Regions from separate parts of the Homo sapiens genome. Here region 2 is linked to region 1. Evidence: chromatin contacts called from ENCODE Hi-C or POLR2A ChIA-PET data. All regions are on one chromosome and are shown on one strand. The core of a region is the stretch at or near the end of the contact, and the rest is flanking DNA. Distances in the headings are between cores, read along the strand shown.

Region 1 (6,592 bases), core at 1,622-4,121:
GCAGGGGACCAAGTTCCTAGACTGCATACAGCAGAGGGACCCTGGGCCTGGGCCACAAAATCATTTTCTCCCTCTAAGCCTCTGGGCCTGTGATGGCAGCGGCCGGGGGCGGGGTGGGGGCGGCTGCTGCAAAGGTCTCTGACATGCCCTGGAAACATTTACCCCATTGGATTGATGACTAACATTTGGCTCCTTGTTACTTAGGCAGATTTCTGCAGGCAGCTTGAATTTCTCCTCAGAAAATGGAATTTTCCTTTCTGTTGCATTGTCAGGCAGCAAATTTTTGGAACTTTTATGCTTTGTTTCCCCTTTAAATCTGAATGCCTTTAACAGCACCCAAGTCACCTCTTTGAACGCTTTGCTGCTTAGAAATTTTTTCTACCAGATACTCTAAATCATCTCTCTTGCCAGACAGCACACTCTCTGAAAGCTCAGGAGATGGAGATATCTTTGTGGGCTGCTTTGGTGGGGGATAGGAGGAATTGTTTTTGTGTCTATCAGAGTAATGATTCCTCAAGAAACAAGTTCAAAGTTCCACAAATCTCTTGGGCAGGGCAAAATGCCACCAGTGTATTTGCTGAAATATGGCAAGAGTCACCTTTACTCTAGTTCCCAAGAAGTTCCTCATCTCTGTCTGAGACCACCTCAACCTGGATTTCACTGTCCGTATCACTATCAACATTTTGGTCAAAGCCATTCAACAAGTCTCTAGGAAGTTCCAAACTCTCCCACATTTTCCTATCTTCTTCTGAGCCCTCCAAATGGTTCCAAACTCTGCCTGCTACCCAGCTCCAAATTCACTTCCACATTTTCTGGTATTTTTTCAGCAGCACCTCACTCTACTGGTACCAATTTGCTCTATTAGTCTGTTTTCATGCTGCTGATAAATACATACTCAAGACTGGGAAGAAAAAGAGGTTTAATTGACTTACAGCTCCACATGGCTGGGGAGGCCTCACAATTATGCCGGGAGGCAAGAAGGAGCAAGTCACATCTTACACAGATGGTGGCAAGCAAAAAGAGATTGTGCATGGAAACTCCTGTTTTTAAAACTATCAGATCTCGTGAGACTTATTCACAATCGGGAGAACAGCATGGGAAAGACCCACCCTCGTGATTCAATTATCTTCCACCTGGTCCCTCCCACAACACATGGGAATTATGGGAGCTACAAGATGAGATTTGGGTAGAGAAACAGCCAAACCATATCAATGTTATTAGCTCTACATACGATCTGTAGGACTTCCTCATTAGGACAGCTATGGAGGGTCTCAAAAGGGCATTAACCAGCATGACAATTACTATGTTCCCTGATGGAAAGTGCAACGATTTTGCTGTTTCAAAATCTTAAGTCTACCTTCAAAGATGTAAGGGTTTTTTTTTTTTATAACAATATGTATGCAAAAATCAGCTTTGTGCTCCCTGAATATAAATCCACAATAGGACCTGTAACTTGTGTGCTGAGTAGGAAATCACCGGGATAGGCAAACAACCTCTTACGAAAACTTCTTTCAAGAGACAGTGGTTACTTGGAGGCCTAAATACTGGGATGCTTATTTACAAAATAATCTATGGTTTGCAATCATGGGATCAATTTAGTTTTACAATCCAGTATTTGAGCACTTAAAAAGCATTCAACTTTGTGCTACGTACTCAAGGCACAAAGATTGCAAAGACTAAATTCTTATATAAAAGAAGCTTGTGTTTCATTCAGTCAAGAAGTTATATACATATACATAATCTCAACCTGATGTTATACATGTTATTGTAGAATTATATGCTGGATATACAAGAGACTCATGACCCAAACTGGGACAACAGGAATGGCTTCCTGGAAGAAGAGACATCTGAGCCCAGACCTGGAAGAATAAGAGCCGGGTAAGTAAAGGCCAGAAGGGCACTTCAGGCAGAGGGAAGAGGAGGAGCAAAGGCACAGCCTTGTACAGGAAACAGCAGTAAAGGAGAAGGGGAGAGGGGAGTGGTTGCAAAGAGTTGGGCATTACTGAGTTGGGCTGGGGAACTGCAGGGCATAGCGGGGCTGAGCAGCAGGCTCCAGGGTCAGGCCATGGTGATCTTGAGCCTGAATCTAGGGACCTTGGCCTTCATTCTGTAGGCATCAAGAAGTCATCTTAGATAGGGAGTGACATGGTCATATTCACACTTTGGAAAGATGATTCCATAGTTCAAGATATTCCAAGATCCTACAAGCCATTGCTATACTTAGTTCTGTATCCTGACTAGCAAAATGCTGGGTGTATAGTATTTAAAAGCCACCTGATCCCATCTAACACATTTAATAGCTTGTGACATCATCTGGAGTCATTCTGCCCTTGAATATCCAGATAATACAGGGTTGAACTTCCATTCCACATCCTGCAGAAAGTCCAGTGTCCCAGCCAGAGTTCTAAGAGTCCCTGGGTTGCTTATGTTTTCTGACTCTAAGCTCTTCAGTGACTTAATTCGTTCAGTTAACAAATTGTTCTGAAAGTTCCTTCTCTGTTCTGTTGCCATATCAACCCAGGTCTAGGACTGGGCTCCTATCTATGATTTTCATCAAAAGCCACTCCCACAACGTGTTAGTGTGTGCCACAGACATTACTGAAGGATCAGGGAGGTGATAGGGCTTACAGTGCCAAAAATGTAAGCCATCCAAAATTGCATATTGGATATTCTTGTTTGTCACCTTGAGCTCCAAATTTCCACGGCACACCGTGTGCCTCTGCCCTCTTTTCCACCCTGCTGCTTCACAGCTACTTCCTCATCCCTGACTTGACTTTTCTCTCTGCAGAATACAGAGCAATGCAGCCATCTGTAGCCTACTTTCCAAACTTGGCTCAGGACCTCCTTTGGCAGATCCAGATTTTCCTTCCCTTGTAGCTATAGAGAAATTTCCCTTCCCAGGGGCATCCCTAGCCCTCCTACCAAGGCAAAAGAAGCTACAGTTGGTTTTGGTTTTAGATAATCTTTTTCCACCCCCATTTCGCTGGATTTCTGAGAGACTGGAAGTTGCATACAGACCGGCGTGCCACTTTTGGTGAACTAAAAATATTAAGTAGGCCCACTGAAATATTATCTGTCTCATAATAGAGACAGTTCACAGAGTACTGGGAACACATTGCCTGCTGCAGGGGAGGGAGAAGAGAGGGAGAATGGCACGTAGTCTCTGTTCTCAGCATAGTCCTCCCCGGAGGTTAGTGGATCCTGACATATGGGAGGTTGGCCTTGTTTTCTGAATGGAAATAGGCACTGGGGCTAATGTCTGGGAAGAGGCTGCTTTCTGTTTCATAAGCTGTTTGTTACTATTTGGCTTCTGTGACATGCATGGATGCATTTCAGAGACTCACCTTACTTCCTAACATACAAAGAATCCTTTCCTGAAAGTTTTGGCTTTAGGAGGCTTTGTTTTCCCAAACAGCATCCATTCCTGTTTTTTTTTGTTTTGTTTTTGTTTGTTTGTTTTTTTTATCTTAAAGAGTCACAAGTTATTGTTGAATTTACAGGCTTACTATGAGAGCAATTCTTACTCTGTGGGTGACTTAAGACATTGCTGAATGAGGTCTCCTTCCTGGTAATGTTAGGTGGCCACTTTCTGCTTCCTCAATGGGGCCTGTTGCCTCCTGTATCAGACAACTATCAGAGACTCAATGACCTTTGGGTTCCTTTTAACTCAGAAATACCAGGATTCTAAAATGTCTTAGGGAAAGTAGTTTTGATAGTTCTCCAATATTTTTAGAGACCAGACAGGTAACAGGGAAAATATAAAGCAGTTGGATAGATAGGATATGCTGGACCCTGCCTAAAGCCATCATATTTTTTAAAAATGATGCCATTCATACAAACATTCCTCCAGAGACCATTACTCAAGAGCTAGTATGGAACTCCATATTAAAATGATGCTGCCAAAATATGTCCCTTGGAAGGCCTTTACACTGAAGGTAGAAAAGAACTTCCTTTGAATGGTTGAAGCCTTTGAACTTTTCGGGGGCTGGAATTCGTGCTCTGGGCTCTTCTTTTCTTCTGAATCCTGAATTCTTTTGGTTAGAGAGGAGAGGCATGGCTTTTCTCCTGCGTTCCACGCAGCCTTGTTTTCTTCCAGCCTTCCTGGTGTTGAGCCTATCATCCCTGCCCAATCAGGGAGGCAGCCAAACAGATATCCCACAGGCAGAGGGCACAGCTGAGCTAGGAACTGGTGAGATTCTCCTGGATTAAGGGACCATCTACAGGCTGAATTCCCCGTACTCTGGGGAGATAGCCTGTGCACACACCCCCTGTGATGGACCGAATCTGGAGTAGAGCTTTCTTTCATCCCCACTGGCTTAGCTCACATCGTGTCCATCTACCAGGACCACTACCAGAGTCTTCTAATATATCTCCGTTTTCACCCTTGCCTCCCAGCCGCCCATTCCAGACAAAGCAGCCAGTGTGAGCCTTTTAAAACTGGATGTCATTCTATCGCCCCAAGCCCACTAAAAAAGTTCTGTCACTTAAAAAAAAACTGAGTCCCAACCACAGCTCTTGAAATTGACATCACTTGGTCCTCTTCCTTTCTCTCCTCCCACTCTGCCTCTGCCACCTCCTGCTACCAAGGCCACCTTGCTTCTTCTTAGAGGAATCAGGCATGCTCATGCCTCAGGATTCATTATTCATTATTCATGGCTTCAGTCTTTACTATGCCTCAGTGGGCTCATAACACATTTCCACCAGGTTGTCTGCTAAATCCTCTCTTTGGAGAGCTTCCCTGACCACTTTATCTAAAATAGCACATTCTGCTATTCTCTAGTCCCTTACTCTGTTTTGTTTATCTTTATAGATTTTATCACTGCCTAACATATAAATGTCTGTTCAGTGCCTAACTCCCAGCTAGAATGAGCACCATGAAGGATGGGGCTCTGGCCTCTCATGTTCTCTCTGGTTCCCCAGAATCCAGAACAATACCTGGTACATAGCAGGCACTAAACAAATGAATGAAGTAAAGACAGCACATATAGGGGATGTCTATGTGCGGCTATAAGGAGGGATACCTTCTGATGTGGCTGATCCATATATCCTTCCTCAATTTTGTTAAAAGTTTAAGAAATGTGTGTGCTTCCCCGTAACTGATGTTTCTTCTAGGATGTGCCAATTATAAAACTGTTCTGGAACCTTTTAGAAACTGTTACTTTAAGTCCCTTGAGGTCTGAGGAGGAATGCCAGTTGCTATCTAGTTATTTAAAATTATCTTCCAGCATTTAGAAGTCCTGCTTAGCAAACCACAGGGCTACTTGTTTGGGGTCAGGTCAAAAGGCAAATTTCCCTGAAACTTTAAAGGACAAATCTTTAAAGAACAAATCAGCAAATCTCACATGTAAGTGAGTAAATTTAAGACAACATAAACAATGACTAAGGGTATAAAATATACTCTCTGCCCTCAAAACCAGTAGGCAAGAAATGCCTCTGAATTGAACACTATAACATTAAATGTTCATGCCTAAAATCTAGCATTTCACATTTCCTAGATTGCGGGCCAATCATATTTGCTGAGTTTGATAAATCCAAAGAGTGTGCTATATCTTCTGGAGTGGTATGAGGTATAGTCTGTCTTCTTACCCCCACTAATTAAAAATACATTTCTGAATAATTGGTGAACTTAAACCAATCATCCGTGTTCTTTAATCAGCAGAGGGTCACACACGAGGCTTTCTGCAAACCTAATAGGTGCAGCATGATTAATCATTTTAATTTTTTTGAGTAAAAAAAGATCACCAAATGCTAGCATTTCAAGGGGAGATTTAACAAGGAATACTTGCAAATGGAATTTTAATACAAGAGTACAGATCAAAATCAGATCTCCGAATAGACATAAGGATTTTTACTTTAAAAAAGATGAATCATGATTTATTTATTTATTTATTTTTTGGTGCTAGAGAGGGAAAGAGCTGTTGTTTGAATGAAGCACTTTACACGTGTTGCCTCTCTCTTTTATGAGAACTATGAAAGTAGGTGTTGTGATTTTCAGAAGAGGACATAAGCTTGGATGGTAAGCAACTTACTTGTGGCCACAGCTGATTAAGTAGTGGAAAAACATCCAAACTTGTATCCACCTCACTGCAAAGCTGGTGAGATCAACATCTCAAACAAAATGCAATATCTCACTTATTACAGACTCACTGTTGAGCTTTAAAATATTTTTTTGACTGTTTCTCTTTCCTTCGATTTACTTATTTTTCTCCTACTCTTTTGGATCCTCTGAGTCAATTTCAAGGTTTAGTGCCCAACTAATTCGAACAACTGGGGCCATTGCTTAGAAAAGTTTTAGGTGGAATATATCTACGACTCACAAAAGTTTTAGCCTTATAAACGAATTTCAACACAGACCATCTAAGAACTAACGAGGAGACAGCATCAAAATGATTTTACTTGTAATGTCCTTTCCTGTCCTGCCGCCCTGGGATATGCCCCCCTTTAGCCAGGTGTGGCCTGTTCTCAGTCACCTACAAGAAGGAAGTGCTAGGCTAACATTCCTAACTAAGTAACAGTAGCTTTGACTTCTGTCTTTTTCATGGGAAGGGTAGAGAGGGGAAATTTGAGAGGATAATATACTGGCTGTCCATGG
Region 2 (6,491 bases), core at 1,847-4,346, 2.0 Mb before region 1:
GAGATCACACCACTGTACTCCAGCCTGGGGGACAAGAGCGAGATTTCGTCTCAAAAAAAAAAAAAACATTAAAATCATATACATTTTCTATTCATTTCACTTCATATGTAAGAGTGCTTTATATTAAATGTTTTTCAAAAATAAGATATTGATATGTTTTTTAAAAGCAATGAACAATTACATTGAAGAGGTTGTAAATATTCATAGTCAGAACAAACGAAAAAACTTCTATCATAGTATTTGAGCAAACTTTTATAGCTCTTGGTAAAATTTCCAGTGACAACATCCTACACAGATTAAAAAAAGCTGAATCACAGCTAACTTTGGCTGAAAGTGAAGATGATGTGCTCTGAAAATTAGATGACTCAAAAAGCAGCTCTGATGACCATAAAGCCAGTGATGTCAAACATGCATATAACTGTGAATATAACGGTTGTGAAATTTAAGAGATAAAAGCCTTTGTTTTTAAATTAATATTTTATATTTATAAAACGTGAATTAACTAAATTAATAAACTAAATACAAATGTAGAGGAAAAAGTCAGATTTCAATGCTTTATAATAGTCCATGATATATTGTACCATTTACCACTAGGTGGTAAATTCCACCTAATTGTAAGGGTAAAAGCAGCACAAGAAAGGCAGTCAACAAATTGTATAAGGGAAAAGTTAGGAAAAACTCTGAAGAATATAAGTACAAATAAGACCACAGAGAAACATGGGTGTAAAGCCCCTATAGCCCTATACAGCCCCCACACACACCAGGCCCGTGTCAACCAAGAGTCCAGAATGCAATCCAAGTCCAGAAAGCCTCCAACTGGAAGCTTTAATTACATCTCCTATTGCAGATGTGTTTAGAAGAGTATACCAGAAGCCATTATCCTAAGCAAACTAACAAAGGAACAGAAAACCAAATACCGCATATTCTCACCTATAAGCGGGAGCTAAATGATGAGAATACATGCACACATAAAGGGGAACAACACACACTGGAGTTTACCGAAGGGCGGAGGGTGGGAGGATCAGGAAAAATAACTAATGAATACTAGGCTTAATACCTGGGTGATGTAATAATCTGTACAACAAATCCCCAAGACACACGCTTACCTATGTAACAAACCTGCACATCCTGCACATGTACCCCTGAATTTAAAACAAAAGTTAAACAACAACAAAAAAACAAAATAAAGGAGTATACCAATATAGTCATCATTTTGGTAAGCTTTCTTCTTTCATCACAATAAGCATACAACAGAAATCTTCCATCAAGCAGGCATAGCCACAAATTTTCACTGTCTTGTGTCACACCTCTATCAACTCTGTGCCATAATTCAGTCCACAGGGATTATTATCTCATCATTCCCCATGACTACAAGTTGGTCCACTCTCCACTGATGGAACTTGGTAAAGCAGAAATTGCAGGTATTCCAGGTCTCTTGTTAAGATATATCTATTCCAGAGTGGGAAATAAAACACATGAACATTTTGAGAGCCTACTACCTTTGTAACATTCCTGGGGATCCAGTGTGCTGTGGCAAGTAATATATCTCCTTTGAAGTTAAAGACAACATGCATTTTCAGTAAGAAACAGGCACATTGTGACTCTGGGAATGGCTATTGGTCTGGCTGGGTGTGAAAACAGCAAGGCTCTGATATTTATTACAAGATAGTATATTGGAAGTTCACAACACGTAACAGCAAAATGATTGCTTATTAATCACCTGTGGATGTTAAGTCAGTTTTTTTCCTCAACTATCTCATTATTTGCACAATAGTTTCATAAATTCAGGGGTCGTGGTGGCATAGGTTTGTGATTATGCATAGATTCGACAGTGTAGACTCTCCCCTCAAGGATGTTCTAGTATCCTAATCCAGTTTAGCCACTGAACACCTAATTTACTAGTAGCGAAAAACACCAAAATCTCAATACGGCACAATGCACTGCAGAGATCAGCCAGCCATCAAGTAGCAGGTTGACTACCCTGGTCCCACTTCATCTCAGAGGGACTGGTAATTCCTCACTTGAACGAGCCCACTCTAGATGTGGAAGTGCCCTCCCTCCTTGCCATGCTTCTAATCAGTAATACATCTGTAGTCTTACTAAATGAATTATTCACCATACCACACTATTTTTTGACCCAGAAACTCATTTTACAGCAAAAGAAATGAAGACTGTAGGGTTCATGAAATTCACTGTTCTCATCACGAACATCACTACCCAGAAGCAGGTTTTATAAAATGCTGAAGATACATAGTGCCAGATGGGTTACAACACTTTGTGATATTTGGATATTTTCCTACACAAAATTGCTTCTGAACAAGGCACTCAGCTTACAGCAAAAGTGAAAGAACTGCTTCTCATTTACTAGGTTTCTCATGGCTTCAAAGCAACCAACTTTCAGAGTGCCAGCTGGGTGAAAACACCTTGAGGAATGTTGTTTCACCAGATGCAGTACATGCTCTGAAAGAGCAATCAGTATATGGTACTATTTTTCCTTCAGCAGCAAAACATGGGCCTAGAAAGCAAGGACTGTAGGCGGGAGTGGCAATTCACATATCACAACTAAGATTCATGTGCAAATTTTTTGCTTTCTATCCTTATGACTCAAGGCTCTGCTCATTTTAAGATTTTACTATCTGTCCAAGGGAGGCCTGTGTATTCATTTTTTTTCCATTATAAATAATACCACATTGATTATATGTAGAAAAACTTTGTCTTTATTTCCTTGGGTACTATTTTTTAGTTAAACACAGTCTTTTTTCTTTCTTTAAAATGAAAAGTATGAGCAAAGTGAATATTTTACGAATAAATTACATAAAAGGAAGGGAAAAAATTTAAAGTAATATTTATTATATTGACATAACTGAAGCATAAACGAAATTCAAAAAACGTTGGGTAAATAAACACCAACAGGAAAAAGATTTCAAAATGCCATGTAAAAAGTTCATGAACATATTACAAATAAAAACCATGTTTACTAAATTAACATACTACTTGGAATTAAAAAAAAAAAAAGTTTTAAACCTTAACTCCTAACACTTCCCAGCAGCATTTTCATGCCAGCGGTATCATGCTGCCTATAATTCTCAGAACACACCATGCTGTTTCCTAACTGCCCGTCTCATGCTGTTGCTGTTGGCTTGCCTCCCTTATACATGAAAAACTCCTATCTGTTCCTTGAAATCAAGCTCAGATGCTGGCTCCTCTGGGAAGCCTTCACTTGTATCAACCCCCCTCTTACCCTTTTTCCCCAATAGAAAAAACCTATTTTTCAGTTCTTTATATATACATTTCTATTACTATATTTATCTGAGTAACAGTTCAAGGATCTGCCTGAATTATAAAGCATCATATCCAAAACCTGAAAAAAAATGAATAATCTTTAAAACATAAGATAATCAGATTCCAAGGAAGCAAAGAGGAAAAAGAAAAAAGCAAAGACTACTTAGGAAATGGAAAGAGGCTATGGAATACATAAAGTTGTCTTAAAGGTAGTACACTATATAATAATACTTTTGCTTCTCTTTACCATTTGGTTTGCTCTGTCAATTAATTTTATTTATAACCAAAAAAAAAAAAAATTCTAAAACAAGATCTATACAGCTGTGCCAGAAGCTACAAAATTGGAGTTTGCCACTTTTCTTTTTGGCTCTCTTTTTATAAATCCATTTTTTGCACATGTACATATGATACCAAACATTACAAAGAAGGAAATCCAAGTAGTAGACTTACCAAAATGTCTGATTTTTTGCTCATATTTTTGCATAAATGATTCTGATTTATCTTCATCTTCTGTGTCTTTTCTTTTATCTTGATTAATAAAACTCTAAGAAAAAATTTTAGAAATTTAAATCAGATTTTAAATTCTAATTGAATCTTCTTTCTCAGATACTGAATATCTAGCAATTCTTCCTATAGACAATATATGTGGTATAGTATCATACTGATATTACATGATTAAATTCATCTGGTAAACTATTTTTAAAAATTAAAATTTTCTTGTATGGGAGTCTTATTAATTTTGTTTAAAATGATGTATGAGGCCGGGTGTGGTGGCTCACGCCTGTAATCCCAGCACTTTGGGAGGCCGAGGCGGGTGGATCACGAGGTCAGGAGTTCAAGACCAGCCTGGCCAACATAGTGAAACCCCGTCTCTACTAAAAATACAAAAAATAGCTGGGCATGGTGGTGGATGCCTGTAATCCCGGCTACTCGGGAGGCTGAGGCAGGAGAATCTTGCGTGAACCCAGGAGGCAGAGGTTGTAGTGAGCTGAGATCATGCCACTGCACTCCAGCCCAGGCGACAGAACAAGACTCCATCTCACAAAAAAATACATACGATATATGTGTGGATATAGGTTCATCTTAGAAATCATACAGAAAAACAACTGAATTAACCTTTTTGGTAAGCTGAATTTCCCAATTAAAAGCAGGTATAGAAACATCCTTTATATTTTATATGCATAGTTTACTTGTGCATTATTTAATTCCTATAAATATTTGCAACTCTTGCCTAATCTTTCGAGTTCTTGCTGGAAATAAACTCAGAAATTCAAAGCACATAGAGAATAAATGATATTTACCGTAAATTCTTTATTAAGACATAAACAAGAAATAGACTGTTGTTGTTGCGTGTCTTTTTTTTTTTTTTTTTTTTTTTGAGATGGGGTCTTGCTCTGTCACCCAGGCTGGAGTACAGTGGCACAATCATAGCTCACTGCAGCCTCAACCTCTTGGGGTCAAGTGATCCTCCCACCTTAGCCTCCAGAGTAGCTGGGACTACAGGTGTGAGCCACCATACCCAGCTAATTTTTAAATTTTTTGTAGAGACGTGGTCTTGCTATGTTGCCCAGGCTGGTCTTGAACTCGTGGGTTCAAGCAATCCCTTCACCTTGGCCTTCCAACGTGCTGGGATTATAGGCATGAGCCACTGTGCCTGGCCCTTTGTTGCATTTCTAATAAACTTCTTAGAAGAGACCAAACAGTTTGATTTTTAAAGTCAAGTACAAATTTCTATTAAGGAAGTACTTATTTTCAGTTAAATAAGTCATAAAATATACCAAGAATAAAGTTTGTATCTAGCTAGAAAAACTGGCAGAAGTTTCTTAGAACATTCTGTGATCATATTTATACCCCGTTATCATCACTGCCAAAAATAAAAATTGCAAACTAGATCACTGCCAGTTTATAATCAGGAAGCACTCAAAAGTTTACATATTTCAAAATAAAAGATTTTTTCTTCATGCAGTCTGACATCTAGACCAGCACTGTCCAATAGAAATACAATCCAAGTCACAAATGTAATTTAAAGTTTTCTATTAGCCACGTTAAAAAGCAAAAAGAAACAGATGACATTAATAAATTATTTTATTTATCTTAACATATCCAGCCTATTATCATTTCAACATGTAAGCAATACAAAACAATTATTAATATTTTACTTTTTTTGGCACTACATCATTGGAATCTGGTGTGTATTTTACACTTACAGCACATCTCAATTCGGACTAGCCACATTTCAAGCACTCAATAGCACATGTGGCTAGTGGCTATCAAGTTGGATAGTGCAGATCTAGACCAGTCCTCTCAAGTCTCAAGCTCCCAGACAAAACCAGTGTAGGATTTTGAGCAAATGACTGGAACATAAAGATAGTCCTAATTAATTTGTGAGATAAATGTAGGCTGTCTTAGAACCTTAGAACCTAAGTTTAAAGAAATAATTAAAAGCAGAGACAAAATGAAAATATTTTCTTTGTGACCACTGTGTTAAAGAAGAGACATTAACTTTACAAAACAAGAAATATTACTTTGAACATTCCTTCTGGAAGAAAAAAAATTATTTTCAATAGTTTTGGGATATAAATGCAGAACAGAAAATAACACAAGATGCACCCCTTAAAACAATATATACAGATATAGCAAATGACTCAGATAAAGAATGATCCCATTGTGGAGGGGGAGAAAAAGTATATATAAATTAGTACAGGCACAGAGAAAGTCGAGAAAGATATGACTCACTGTTAAAGTACTGATAGGGCTAGTGGCGATGTACACTTATCTGTGTGTGTTACTGACTGCTGTAGCAGAACTAGAGCTGGTCCAGGGAAAGGCAATTAAAAAAGTTCATGAGAGTGGGTGAAAGCAGATGCCAAGAGGACAATTAAGAAGTTTGAGATGTGTTTCACTGTTGCCCAGGCTGGAGTGTAGTGGCACGATCTCGGTTCACTGCAACCTCTACCTCCTGGGTTCAAGTAATCCTCAAGCCTCAGCCTCCGAAGTAGCTGGGACTAAGGCAATACAGGCACATGCCATCATACTCAGCTAATTTTCGTATTTTTTATAGAGACAGGGTTTCATCATGTCAACCAAACTGGTTTTGAACTCCTGGACTTAAGTGATCTGCCTGCCTTGGCCTCCCAAAGCGCTGGGATTACAGGTGTGGACAACTAAGCCTGGCCTATTTTTCAATAAATATCATTTTATTCCACATT

Evidence for each region. Hi-C counts contacts between places; a loop is a spot of excess contacts on that map. ChIA-PET counts read pairs that join two places held with the same protein, here RNA polymerase II (POLR2A).
Region 2: a loop to region 1 is called in a map of posterior vena cava, with 26 times the contacts of the local background. The contact joins two enhancer-like sites. A Hi-C loop is called at or near these places in 1 of 168 maps with a recorded cell type or tissue (posterior vena cava). POLR2A ChIA-PET finds 5 or more read pairs at or near these places in 1 of 52 experiments (activated CD8-positive, alpha-beta memory T cell).

The regions. Positions count from the first base shown.
Region 1 is chr9:2,660,255-2,666,846 of GRCh38, reverse strand. It overlaps LOC105375957 (a long non-coding RNA gene), which reads left to right. Exons shown (of 3, transcript XR_929436.3): 2 at 1,772-1,878. Among named protein-coding and RNA genes, the nearest start is that of VLDLR-AS1, 41 kb to the right of the region's middle. Within about 2 kb of position 2,871, at least 5 of the 41 ENCODE cell types and tissues checked have a DNase peak (open chromatin) inside an H3K27ac peak, as active enhancers do.
Region 2 is chr9:4,685,848-4,692,338 of GRCh38, reverse strand. CDC37L1 (cell division cycle 37 like 1, HSP90 cochaperone) reads right to left here. Exons shown (of 7, transcript NM_017913.4): 3 at 3,733-3,826. Among named protein-coding and RNA genes, the nearest start is that of CDC37L1, 9.5 kb to the right of the region's middle. Within about 2 kb of position 3,096, at least 4 of the 41 ENCODE cell types and tissues checked have a DNase peak (open chromatin) inside an H3K27ac peak, as active enhancers do.